2 separate regions of the Homo sapiens genome follow, and region 2 is linked to region 1. Evidence: chromatin contacts called from ENCODE Hi-C or POLR2A ChIA-PET data. All regions are on one chromosome and are shown on one strand. Each heading gives the region's core, a stretch centred on a gene start or an enhancer-like site at or near the end of the contact. The rest is flanking DNA. Distances are from core to core; before and after follow the strand shown. Region 1 holds the start of TIMP2 (TIMP metallopeptidase inhibitor 2). Region 2 holds the start of ENGASE (endo-beta-N-acetylglucosaminidase).

What was found. A loop is a pair of places that touch in the nucleus more often than their neighbours do. ChIA-PET counts read pairs that join two places held with the same protein, here RNA polymerase II (POLR2A). Pooled maps may share reads with other maps.
Region 2: a map with no recorded cell type shows a loop between it and region 1 (4-fold over the local background). The contact joins the promoter of ENGASE here to the promoter of TIMP2 in region 1. A Hi-C loop is called at or near these places in 1 of 168 maps with a recorded cell type or tissue (chondrocyte), 1 of 37 single-sample maps with no recorded cell type and 4 of 50 pooled maps. POLR2A ChIA-PET finds 5 or more read pairs at or near these places in 1 of 52 experiments (GM12878).

What each region holds. Positions count from the first base shown.
Region 1 is chr17:78,922,379-78,928,756 of GRCh38, reverse strand. It overlaps TIMP2 (TIMP metallopeptidase inhibitor 2), which reads left to right and starts at 3,370. Exons shown (of 5, transcript NM_003255.5): 1 at 3,370-3,798. The coding sequence starts at 3,669. RefSeq lists an enhancer at 5,141-5,210.
Region 2 is chr17:79,072,469-79,078,846 of GRCh38, reverse strand. It overlaps ENGASE (endo-beta-N-acetylglucosaminidase), which reads right to left and starts at 4,023. Exons shown (of 14, transcript NM_001042573.3): 1 at 3,757-4,023; 2 at 1,350-1,417; 3 at 983-1,184. The coding sequence starts at 3,902. RefSeq lists a silencer at 3,622-4,161.

The DNA of each region.
Region 1 (6,378 bases), core at 2,121-4,620:
AGCAAGCTGGGGGCTGTGGGCTGCGAGGGAGGCCTGGCTGCTGGGACTGTCCTCTCCCCTCCCTGCTGTGCCCTTGGGAGAGTCATTTGGGCCCTCAGACCTCAGTCCCCTCTTCATCTGACTTTGCAGCCGCAGGTCAGCCATTCACGGCACTGCACCAGAAAGGGGTTTTGTGACTCTGGAGTCTCTGCATCTCCAGCACCTGCCCTTTCACTGGGCTCCCTGCCCCCACCCAGGCCACCCACCAGAGTCCCATCCTTCCAGGGGATGCGTCCGATCCTGCCCCTCTGCTCAGAACCCTCCAAAGGCTCCCACCTCACTCAGAACAAAATGCACATCCTCCCGGTAGCCTGGCTGCCCTCCGCCGTGTCCCCTCCCAGCCCCTGCTCCTGGCCTCCTGCCTCAGCCCTCCTTCCTCTCACTCCTCGCCACACCATGGGCTCCACCAGGTCCAGCATCGTCCAACCTTGGGGCCTTGCGTGTTTCCACCTGCTGTTCCAGGGATGTTCCTCTGTTCTGTAGACGCTGAATGTCTCACTCTTAGGACGGTGTCCAGGCTACAGCAGATACTCAAATGAGTATTTGTTGATGGATGGAGGGAGGAGGGAGAGAGAGAGAACCAAGAGAAAAGGGAGGAAAAGAAAGCTGGAAACTTCTGGTTTAGAGACCTGTTTGGAGGAGATAATGGTAGAGGGAACAGAAAAGTAGAGTACTCTCTGGTGGGGGAATTGAGGGGAGAGATTTTTTTTTTTTTTTTTGAGACAGGGTCTCACTCTGTCACCAAGGCTGGAGTGCAGTGGTGTGATCTCGGCTCACTGCAGACTCAACTTCCCCAGGCTCAAGCGATCCTCCCACCGCAGCTTCCCTGTAGCTGGGACTACAAGTGTGAGCCATCACGCCCAGCTAATTTTTTTTTTGTAGAGATGGGGTCTCAGTATGTTCCTCAGGCTGGTCTCAAACTCCTGGCCTCAAGTGATCCTCCCACCTTAGTTTCCCAAAGTGTTGGGATTACAAGCGTGAGCCACTGCACCTGGCAAGATTTCTGCTTCACTTTTCCTGGGAGCAATTCCAGCCTGTTTGTGTGCTGGTGGGGATGACTTCGGGGAGGGCAGTCCAGGATACAGGTGCGAGGCCTTGGGTTGGAAGTTCCAGTCTCACGCCCCCCAACCCTGGAGCCCAGGCCCCCCTTTCCTCCCAGGTACATCCCACATTGGCCCCACCCCCTTGGCTGTCAGCACCACAACTGCTCTAAGGTATTTATCACCCTAACATGTACCTGATCACTTATATGTAGAGCTTGTCTAAAAGACCGAGAGCCCCTATGCTACCTGTTTCTATCATGAACTGACAAATTGAAACACAAGTTCAACAGCATTTTGTTCCCCCTGTAACCAAAAAGAAGGAAAGAAAACGATGAAATGGCTGAAGGCAGCCAGCACATAACAATTTTCTGAATTAACTGTACTTTTAAACGTTAGCTTCAAACATCATTTTGTGAACGACCCAACTCTATTTCACGCTAACAAAAACCAAAAAAGTGACTTTGGATTTGTCAGGGTGCTAAAAATAACGGCATTGCTTATTTAACTTTTCTCAGAACTGTCTGTTACAAAACATACACAAACAGAAAGAAGCTGTTTTTCCATTCTTTCACTATTTTCCAAAGTTTCATACCTCAAGTCAGCACCGCACAATTTAGTGGGCAATTCTTTTTAAAAAAAAAAAAAAAAAAAACAAAAAAAAACAAGAGTCTTTCTCTGTCGCCCAGGCTGGAGTGCAGTGGCGCAATCTCGGCTCACTGCAACCTCCGCCTCTCGGGTTCAAGCGATTCTCCTGCCTCAGCCTCCTGAGTAGCTGGGACTACAGGCGCGCGCCACCACGCCCGGCTAATTTCTTGTGTTTTTAATAGAGACGGGGTTTCACCGTGTTAGCCGCCAGGCTGGTCTCGAACTCCTGACCTCGTGATTCGCCCACCTCAGCCTCCCAAAGTGCTGGGATTACAGGCATGAGCCACTGCACCCGGGCTTTTTTTTTTTTTTTTTTTCTTTTGAGATGGAGTCTCGCTCTGTCCCCCAGGCTGGAGTGCAGTGGCATGATCTCGGCTCACTGCAAGCTCCGCCTCCTGGGTTCATGCCATTCTCCTGCCTCAGCCTCCCGAGTAGCTGGGACTACAGGCGCCCACCACCAAGCCCGGCTAATTTTTTGTATTTTTAGTAGAGACGGGGTTTCACTGTCTCTACTAAATGCTAGCCAGGCTGGTCTCAAACTCCTGGCCTCAAGTGATCCTCCTGTCTCGGCCTCCCAAAGTGCTGGGATTACAGGCGCAAGCCACCGTGCCCGCCCTGATTCTTCCTGTGTCATTTTCCTGGGCTTCCCTCTCCCTAGCTGGACTGCAAACACTCTGGAATGCTGACCTGAGGGCTGGAGTGCTGACCTGAGTGCAGCAGTGTCCATGGAGCCCCACGGGGCACACACCAAATGTACAGGGTGGGTGCCCACAGCCGGGCACAGGCAGGTTCACAGCCAGGAAGCCCGCCTCACCACCCTACACATGTTCATCCCTTCATATGCCTGGGTCTTTCCTGGAACACAAAACTGTTTTGGGAAAAGTCCTTCGGCTCCCACATTTGTGGACTAAGAGAGGAAACTGTGAGCGGAACCCAGCCAATGCCTCTGCTGCGATCCTACTGGCTCCTGGGCGCCTGGGCCCACCCCCGTCTCTTGTTGGCTGGTCAAAAATATGGCCAGTTTATATAAAATCCTGTTTTGTTCACAGTAACCACACCCCCCACCCCCCAACTAAACTGGCCAGGCGCACTTAAAATTCTAAGGCCTCCATTTGAAAAAGGGATCCTGTCAGTTTCTCAATAGGCCACCCGCCCACAGAAACGGGGAGGTGGCGACAGGGAACGGCCCCTGCTCCAAAGGACACCCCTTGGCTCGCCCCGAGGCTGGGCTCGAAGGGACCCCGGGGTGGCGGGGGACGGAGCAGCGTAGCCCTCCAGAGTCGAGCTGAAGGGGAAAGGGTAGCGGGTGGGTCGCCTGGTGTCCTGGAAGAACGGGGCGCGAGTCCCCCGCGCTGAGTCAGGGACCCCGGGCGCAGAAGGCCACGCAGCGGGGACCGGGGTCGGGGGGCTGGGGGCGTCCGGGGACCCCCGCGCGGGTGCGGGTCGCGGGCGCCAGGTGGTGCGGGAAGCCCCCGACGTGCCAGGCCGGGCACAACAAAAGCGCGGGCTGGGGGGAGGCGCGGGCGGAGGGGGAGGAGGGGGCTGCTGGGAGCGCCCAGAGCCTGCATTGGCCGCCAGCCACCGGGAGGAGGAGCAGAAAATCCTCCGAGCGCAATAAAACTGCGGCCCGGCCCAAGCCCGCAGCAAACACATCCGTAGAAGGCAGCGCGGCCGCCGAGAACCGCAGCGCCGCTCGCCCGCCGCCCCCCACCCCGCCGCCCCGCCCGGCGAATTGCGCCCCGCGCCCCTCCCCTCGCGCCCCCGAGACAAAGAGGAGAGAAAGTTTGCGCGGCCGAGCGGGGCAGGTGAGGAGGGTGAGCCGCGCGGGAGGGGCCCGCCTCGGCCCCGGCTCAGCCCCCGCCCGCGCCCCCAGCCCGCCGCCGCGAGCAGCGCCCGGACCCCCCAGCGGCGGCCCCCGCCCGCCCAGCCCCCCGGCCCGCCATGGGCGCCGCGGCCCGCACCCTGCGGCTGGCGCTCGGCCTCCTGCTGCTGGCGACGCTGCTTCGCCCGGCCGACGCCTGCAGCTGCTCCCCGGTGCACCCGCAACAGGCGTTTTGCAATGCAGATGTAGGTAAGGAGCGGCGACCCCAGCCCCCGCGCGGGGCCCCACCTCCCCCGCGACCCCGAGGGTTCGCAGACGCCCCGCCCGCCCGCCGCTGGCCGAGGGACCCCAGCGCCCGCCTCCTGGTCCCTCGGCGCCTTCTCGAATCCTGCAAGTGGACGCCCAGAGCCGACTTTCTTTCCCCCCTCCCTCCTCTCCCTTTCTTTCCCTCTCTTTGCCGAGATGCGTCTCAACCTCAAAATTCCACCGAAATTCCGCCGCAGCTCCAGCCCCAGGAAAGGGAGCCAGTTTGGCTTTTGGCAGGCGGCGCGCCCTGGGATGCCAGCGCTGGGGGCGGGGAGCGTGGGGGACACGGCGTGGGGGCGGGGGGCTGGAGGACTGGGGACCCCAGGAAGAAACTTTCGCAGATAAGGTGGGAGTTGGGCTTCTCTGGGCTTGGGGCTGGGTGGGGAAGGGCTTCTCTGCTGGGGCTTCTCCCACCAGCCCCATTTGGGGGCTCCCCGATCAAGCCAGGGTGGGATGGAAGCCCGCCCTACCCGAGGCAGGTTCCACAGGCCCAGAGGGGCAGGTGAAAAAGCCGGTGGCGTCTCCTGGCGTGGCTCCTTGCTTGCGCCCTGCCCAGGAGGCCCTGCAAACTGGCTGGGCAGGGACCGGGACCCCCGAATGTTCCGCTTTTTCGGGACGTCCACAAAAGCTGGAGACTTTGGTGACCGGACCCGGCACGTGGGACTGTGCTGCTGCTCAGATTCCCCAGCAAATACCCATGACCTCCGGACTCCTAGCCCCCAAAAGACAGGCGCCATGGAGGGAGGCAGGAGGGGCCCAGTTATTTGTTCTGATCCATGGAGGGGGAGGACCAGCAGAAATGGGAGGAACCCGCTGGCTCGAAGTTTCCACCCTGGTCCTGCACCTCAAGCCTCTGCAGCCCTGGTGCTGGTCAGCATGGTTTTCCTGGGGCAAGTCTGGCTACACGGCAGGTGGTCTCGGAGCCCCCTGCCCTCCTTCCTTCTTATGTCTGAGTCTCAGTCGAGTGACCTGTCCAGGGCAGATGGAGCAAGGCGGGGGCCCCCTCACCTGCCCAGAGTGGAGGTGGGACTTTCTGTTTCTCCTGCTGTCAGCCACGCCCTTCCCATACCCCGCCCACGGCTTCTTGCCCCACCCCGGTTAGCCCTAGGAGCTGCGTGCCCAGCTGGGGAAGTTTTCAGTTGCACCAATCTATTGAGATCACAGGTCTCAGGTGGCTCAGGCCACCTGGGCGGAAGGCTTGGTGTGTGCCTGTGTCAGTTTCCACAAAACCCAGTTTGGGGGAAATGAGGTCTTTTCTCCAGTTTAGCCTTGGTGCTCAGCAAGATTTGTGGGTGAAGGAGAGGTTCCTTTGATGAGGGAGCCATAATGGGCCTTTCTCTGGGGGTCCACGAGGAGTGCAGGCCTGTCCAGGCTCCTTGGCTCACCAGCACGTGCTGGGGCAGGATGTAGCCAAGGCCCAGAAGGAGGCTGTGGATAAAAGGACCTGGGAGTTGGATTTGTAGGAGTTGGGCCTTGGGACCCCTCCCCCTCCCGCCCCCCCCCCCACCCCGCCCCACACACACACTCCTCAGCTGTGTGGGAGAATGTCCAGGCAGCCACTCTGTCCTTGCTTGGCATAAGTTAAGGCGGCCACTGAGCTGGGAGCTGTTTCTGCGTGGGGTGTGGATCCAGGATGGCAGAGGGTGGAGGGCTGCAGTGCGTGCCTCCCGCCTCCTTCATGCTCAGCGCAGCACTCTCCTCTTCTGGGTTGCCTGGCATTTGTGTCTAAATCTTTGCATCAAAATCATCCTGTAGCTAAAACTTTTCACCCCATCCCGGCTCAGAGGCCCAGTCAGATGCCAGAGTTGCACTGCAGAGCTCAGGGCATTCGCTTCCTGTGGCCGCTGTGACAAACTACCACAAATGGGAGGGCTTAAAAGAACAGGAATCGATTCTCTGTAGCTCAGGAGGCCAGAAGTCTGAAAAGGTGTCCACAGAGCCAGTTCCTTCTGGGGGCTGTGAGGGAGAATCTCTTCCAGGCCTCTCTCCTTGATGTTGCTTGGTTCCATTTTCAAGGAACACATCACTTCCATTTCCGCCTGTCTTCACATGGCCTTCTCTCGTGTGTCTCTGTGTCCAAATTTCCCTGTTCTTTTTTTTTGGAGAGCAGGCTGGAGTGCAATGGCGCAATCTCGGCTCGCTGCAGCCTCCGCCTCCTGGGTTCGAGCAATTCTCCTGCCTCAGCCTCCCAAGTAGCTGGGGTTACAGGCACCTGCCACCACACCCGGCTAATTTTTTGTATTTTTAGTAGAGACAGGAATTCGCCATGTTGGCCAGGCTGGTCTCGAACTCCTGGCCTCAGGTGATCCGCCTGCCTCAGCCTCCCAAAGTGCTGGGATTATAGGCGTGAGCCACCGCGCCCGGCCAAATTGCCCTGTTCTTCTAAGGACAGCAGCCATTGGATTTAGGGCCCACCCTAATCCAGTATGACTTCATCTTGATAGATCAACAAATACTCTATTTCCAAATAAGGTCATATTCATAGGATCTGACTAGATGTGCATTTGAGGGGGGACGTAATTC
Region 2 (6,378 bases), core at 2,774-5,273, 150 kb before region 1:
TTTGGAGGGGTAGGCAGTCCCTCAGAACAGAGTCTCCCGGAACTCGAAGGTCGGGGTTGAAAGCCCTGTGAGCTGCGCCCAAGGTTTCACCACCTGCTTCTATCTCTACCTTGATGGTTGGCTCTGACTCAAGCCTTCCCATCAATCACAGGGTCCAAGATTGTTTTATGGACATTTAAAAGCGCCGCGCGGACTCCACGGCAACTTTGGATGGGACGTCTGCACCTGGGGTGGGTGGGGCATGTAACATCTCTGTGCATGAAAGCCAGAGCCCAGCGACCCAGAACAGGATCAGAGCTTAAGGGAAGAAGGTGACGAACACCAAACCACGTGAGGGGGTGAGGCTGCGGACAGGCAGCCGAAGAGGACCCCCTGCCTGCTGTGCTCCCTCCAATCTACTACCAGCCTTCAAGTTGAGGAGGTTCAAGGAGTCAAATGATTCTAGAGCTGAAAGGGACATAAGACACTGCCTAATCCAACCTTCCTTTTTTTATTTTTTATTTTTTTGAGACAGAGTCTCACTCTGTTGCCCAGGCTGGAGTGCAGTAGTGCAATCTTGGCTCACTGCAATCTCTGCCTCCCTGGTTCAAGCGATTCTCCTGCATTAGCCCCCTAAGTAGCTGGGATTACAGGCACCTGCCACCATGCCTGGCTAATTTTTCTATTTTTAGTAGGGGCAGAGTTTCGCCATGTTGGCCAGGCTGGTCTCAAACTCCTGAGGTCAGGTGACCCACCTGCCTTGACCTCCCAAAGTGCTGGGATTATAGGTGTGAGCCACCAAGCCCAGCCCAGTCTTCCCTTTTTACAGATGAAACACTGGGGCCTGCCTTCTTCTCGCAGTTAGTGCCATCCCTCCAATGCCCGTCTCCTGACTCCCCGCCCAGTGCTCTTTCTACACATGGCACTCTCTCCCGCCCCTCCAGCCCCCACCCCAGCAAAGGAGAACAATGTAAGCAACATCAATGTAAGGCCAGGTCCTCACCTGTCATCCAGGTACCCGCCCATCATGTCATGACACAACAAAGTCCGGGGCCTCTGGCTGCTCAGAGGGGGCTGGCGACACGCCAGGGGCTCCAGGGCCACATTAAAGCCATCCTCCAAGCGGGGCTTCCACGCCAAGAGCTCCTCCAGCGAAGACAAGTAAAAGCTGATTGGTTTGGTGGTGTCCTTGTCATAATATCTAACTGGTCCGAGGACAGAAACATTGAGCAATTAATGGAAACTATTATAGGATTAATCGAAACATTTTAACAATAACAGAGAAGGAACATGAGAGGGGGCAGGGGCTGACCTGCCCCAAAGCCCCAGGTGTGAAGGTGGATCGGTATTCAGAGCCTCTGTCTCCTCACCTGGCAGGGGGTCCGGGGAAAAACTGACCACCTCTCGAAAGACTGTCTCTTCTTCTTCATCTTTGATGCTAAGCAAAGAGGGAGTTGTACATTTATAAATAAAAACATAAATAGGTAAGAACACTTAGAAGCAAATGGACCAGTTTCATCTAAACACAGAGAGATATTCTCTGCCTTATGTTGTTTAATATTAACTATAGAAACATTGTATAAAGCAAGGAAGTGCCCTGTGATAATCCTAAGGTTTTACCTATATTAGCAACCAGGGCTTGGCTTCCACATGGACACACGTACCAATGATTACTCCTAAGAATAAACCTTACCCTAGGCCAGACGCAGTGGTTCACGCCTGTAATCCCAACACTTTGGGAAGCCAAGGCAGGCGAATCACCTGAGGTCAGGAGTTAAAGACCAGCCTGGCCAACATGGCAAAACCCCATCTCTACTAATACAAAAATTAGCTGGGCATGGTGGCACACGCCTGTAATCCCAGCACCTTGGGAGGCTGAGGCAGGGAGAATCACTTGAACCTGGGAGGCGAAGGTTGCAGTGAGCCGGGACTGTGCCACTACACTCCAACTTGGGCAACAGAACGAGACTCCATCTCAAAAAAATAAATAAATAGAATAAACCTTACCCTCTAAAGCAGCCACCCCAATACCACAAAGACCAGACATAAATACTTCACAGGGTCCCCAGGATTTTCTATGGCCAAGGGGCAATATCCAAATACCCAAAGCACCAGAAAGTTTCAGGTCCTAAGAGAGCAGAGACCAGGCTTCCTCTATAGGCCACACTTCCCTAAGTGCCTTCCGCGCTGTTCATGGATGTATGTTACAGGGAGAAAGAGTTCCTTCGTTCCTTCGGTACATTAACATGGAAAGCTCCTAAATACATCTCAAACCACTTTCTTTTAAAAATTGATTGATTAATTGAGACAGAGTCTCGCTCTGTCGCCCAGGCTGGAGTAAGGTGGTGAAATCTCAGCTCACTGCAACCTCCAGTTCCTGGGTTCAAGTGAGTCTCCTGCCTCAGCCTCCCAAGTAGCTGGGATTACAGGCATCTGCCACCACGCCTGACTAATTTTGTACTTTTAGTAGAGACTGAGTTTCACCATGTTGGCCAGGCTGGTCTCAAACTCCCGAACTCAGGTGATCACACGCCTCAGCCTCCCAAGTGCTGAGATTACAGGCATAAGCCACCATGCCTGGCCTAAAAAATCATTATTATTTTAGGAGCAGTAAGAAGACACCGCAGTGGCTATTTAGAGGCCATGGCACCAACGTTGAGATTCCCTAAATCTACCAACGCCCAAGGCCACTTCTTTGTTCACTGAGTTGTCATCTGCCATCACTCCACTGCCATTCAGAGGCCTGTTGCAAAGAGTCCTCTGTAGCATCTGCCATCACCAAACACTGACCCAGGGCCTCCAGAATGACATTGGGAGACCCTGAGAACTGCAGGGGTCGGGGACGGATTCAAGCAGAGATGCCGCAGTTGTTCCTCTCCACCTTCCTTTTCCAAAGCCCCCTTCCTCGTTGATGTCCTTATTATACTTCAGCCACCCCCTCCCAGACCTTCTCAGAACAATCCCACACCAGGTCACCTTTGTCACCTGTCATTCCTCCACTAGGAGGGAAAGAGCCATCTCCACATTCCTCCTGTCCAAAAATATCTTTCCCAGCAGCCAGCCTTCATCCCATCTTCATGAGGTCTGAAATGCTCAGCAGTCTCACTGCTTTGGGTTTAGAAACAAAGCTACGGCTGCTGTTTCCGGAAGCCATGTCTGTGCTCCTAACTTCTCCCCCTGCAACCTACTGAGGGGGAGTTTACCGGGTGGGCAAGTGCCCCCCAAAGGAAGGAAGCCCAGCCCAGAGGGGCATGTTCGTCCCTTTCTGTCTCTGTGCTTTGGCCCTTTCTGTTCCCCGCCAGTTGGATACCCTACTCCCTATTCTCCACCTACTGAAGGCTTCCTCCTCCCCAAAGACTCAGTTCTAGTGTCACCCCTACAGAAGGCCACCCCTTCCACCAGCCGGCATCCACTGAGCCAGGCATGAGCACCGCCGCCGGGATCTTCCGCATAGACCAGCGACGTGGGAAGCAGGGGTCTGGCCGGGGCGTCGGGATTCCCGCTGGGCCCCGCGGCCACTCGGGTTTGCACCCGTATTTCTGAGATAGGCAGGGGTCACGCACGGGGGCCGGAGGCCGCTGCCCGGCAGTGGCGCGAGGACGGCGGGGCGGACCGGGGCGGAGGGGCGCTGCCACCCTCTGTCCCTTACTGTGCACGGAGCGGACACAGGCGCCGGCCCCCCGCCCCTCGGCGCGCCCGTGCCGGGAAACCTCGGGCCCCGGGGCCACGGACTCTCAGCCCCGCGGATCGGGGTTCACGCGGGCCCCGCAGCCCCACCTCCTTCCCGGCCGCCGCCGCCGCGGCCGCGGCTCCTGATCCTCCTGCTCCTCCTGCGTCCCCGCCTCCGGGGCCGCCAGCCCCTGCAGCTGCCGCCGCCGCCGCCGTGTAGCCGACCGGGTGACCGTCACCGCCGCGGCCTCCATGACACTGTCCGCGCACGCCGAGAGGCAATCGCAGGCCCGGGCCCGCCCCCGCGCCGCGCTCGGCCAATGGGAAGTGCGCAGCGCTGACGCCGCGCTGGGACGGGACTCCGAGCTGACTCCCGGCCAGCGGCCGCGCGGCGGGGACTTTGTTGAGGCGACAGGCCGGGGGCGGGGCCGAGGACGGGGCGGGGCTGTGAGGGGCGGGGCCTGGGCGAGTTCCGAGCCCAGGGTTCGTCGTCGTTCTTGTTGTTGCCCATCATTGGCTATGAGTCCAGGGTGCTAGAAGGCTCTAGAAGGCTTCGGAACGCCCCAATCTTAGAGTTCTCTCTTTAGCCTCACCAGCTTCCTTTGTCAAGCAAACCGAGGTTTATCCCAGAGAGATTAAGCAATCTCCCAGAGGGCACAAAGTCAGCAAATGGTGGCAATGAGATTTTAACTCATGCAGCTAACCCCTATTAAAAGATAATTTTCAGACCGGGCGCGGTGACTCACGTCTGCGATTCCAGCACTTTGGGAGGCCGAGGCGGGCGGATCACCTGAAGTCAGGAGTTCGAGACTACCCTGGCCAACATGGTGAAACCCCGTCTCTACTTAAAATACAAAAATTAGCCGGGCGTGGTGGTGCATGCCTGTAATCCCAGCTACCTGAGAGGCTGAGACTGGAGAATCGCTGGAACCCGGGAGGCAGAGGCTGCAATGAGCCGAGACGGTGCCATTGCACTCCAGCCTGGGCGACAGAGGGAGACTCCGTCTCAAAAAAAAAAAAAAAAAGATGAAAGGTTAGTAGGTTAGTATCGGGCCATGTGGAAGCTGGTGTCCTATGTAGGATGCATAGTTTTCCAGTGAAACACGGATTTCTTTCTACAGCCCCACGCCTGTGCCCAACAGTAGTAGTTGCTCTACCCCTAAGCGTGCAGGGCCTGGAGTGGCACCTCTGCAAGAGTGGCACTGCCCAGCGTCTTAGGCACAAAAGGAGTTCACAGGAAACATGATAGAACAGAGCCCTGAGAAGCCAGAACTCAAGGCTGGGCCCCACAGGGCAAACCAAGGCTCTCCTCCCTCCAGGCCCCAACGCCCCTCCACAGCTAGGAGCTTCCAGTGCTGGGCTGCAGCTGCCGCCCAAGCCAAGTTGACTGGGCCTTTATTATTGTTGCAGACTTTGAACTTTATGAGGCTCCAAGCTTCCATAAACGCCAATGGTGGGAACTATGACTAAGGTTGTTGAATATGGGCCATGGTGCAGGCCAGCCAGTTAGGCAGGAAGGACGGGCCACTCAGAAGCAGGACACGCTGACCCATGGGGAGGACAGAGAAGGCAGAGGGCTCCTCTTTGGGGCTTCAGTCCTGGGAAGCTTACAGTGAGCGAGGGCAGTGGATCCCCAAGTTCCCTCCTGCTGTGTTCAGGGGTGCACCGGACGTGGACAGTCTTGATCTGGGGTGCATGTAACCAGGTGTTCCCAAGCCCTCACCTGCAGCTTAGCAATAAAAATAGATAAACTTTCATCCTACCCAGGTTAGAACACAGTTCTAAGGGATACTTTGAACAGCCTTTGGGTAATGCTCAGTCTCTGGGAGAAAATATGCCCAAACCTCCCTTTTCTTCTCTCCTTTCCAAAGAGTAGGCACCTGGTCTAGAAGAGCAAGAAAGTGAAGGCAGCCTTGCACGCCCCTGAGGACAGAAAGGACTTAGGCCTTGTGGCCTCTTGTTAGCCCCTGTGGCTCGTGGTCTCTCTGGATGTCAGGCCAAGCCTGGAGGGGCCCTGTCTGCCTTGAGCTCACATTGGCTCATACTGGGGCTCTGGATCCGTTTGAGGCCTGAGTGGGCCCTCTAAAACCCTAACCTTCTGGTGTTTTCAGATAACATACAGAGCAATCAGTTAAATTTGAATTCCAAATAAATGATGCCTGGGACATAGGACAAGCTTATATTAAAAAGTTATTGCATATTTATCTAAAATTCAAACTGAACTAGGATGCTGTCTATGCATTTGCTAAATCTGGCATCCCTACCTGTGAATCTGAACTACAGCCTCGGCAGAGCCACCCTGCCCTGTTACAGGGGCCCCTCTGACACCTCCCTGCAGGCTCTTGGCTGTCCTGGGCTCTGCCCACACCAGTACTGGTTGGTTTGGGACAGCTGAGCCTCGGGTCTCCCTGCCTGACCATGCTGTCCCATCAGCTTCCTGTTGCAGGTCGTGACGCAGTGCATGCACTTGCCTCTGCACCCCCCCTCGCCATGCCCAGAGCGCCCGGAGTGGGGACCTAGAGTCACACCTGCTTGCTCTGCCTTCCTCTGCCTCCTCCTTCATGGCCTCCGGGGGAGCCGGAAATGAGAATCAGGTGAGTGGACACCACCTGGTCCCCGGGCTTGGTTGCTGATATGCTGAAGAGTGTGGCAGGAACTAATTGTCCCCAATATTCCTTCCGAGCCTGTCCTTTAGGAACGGAAGCCCCACGTTTTTGCTGACTACATGGT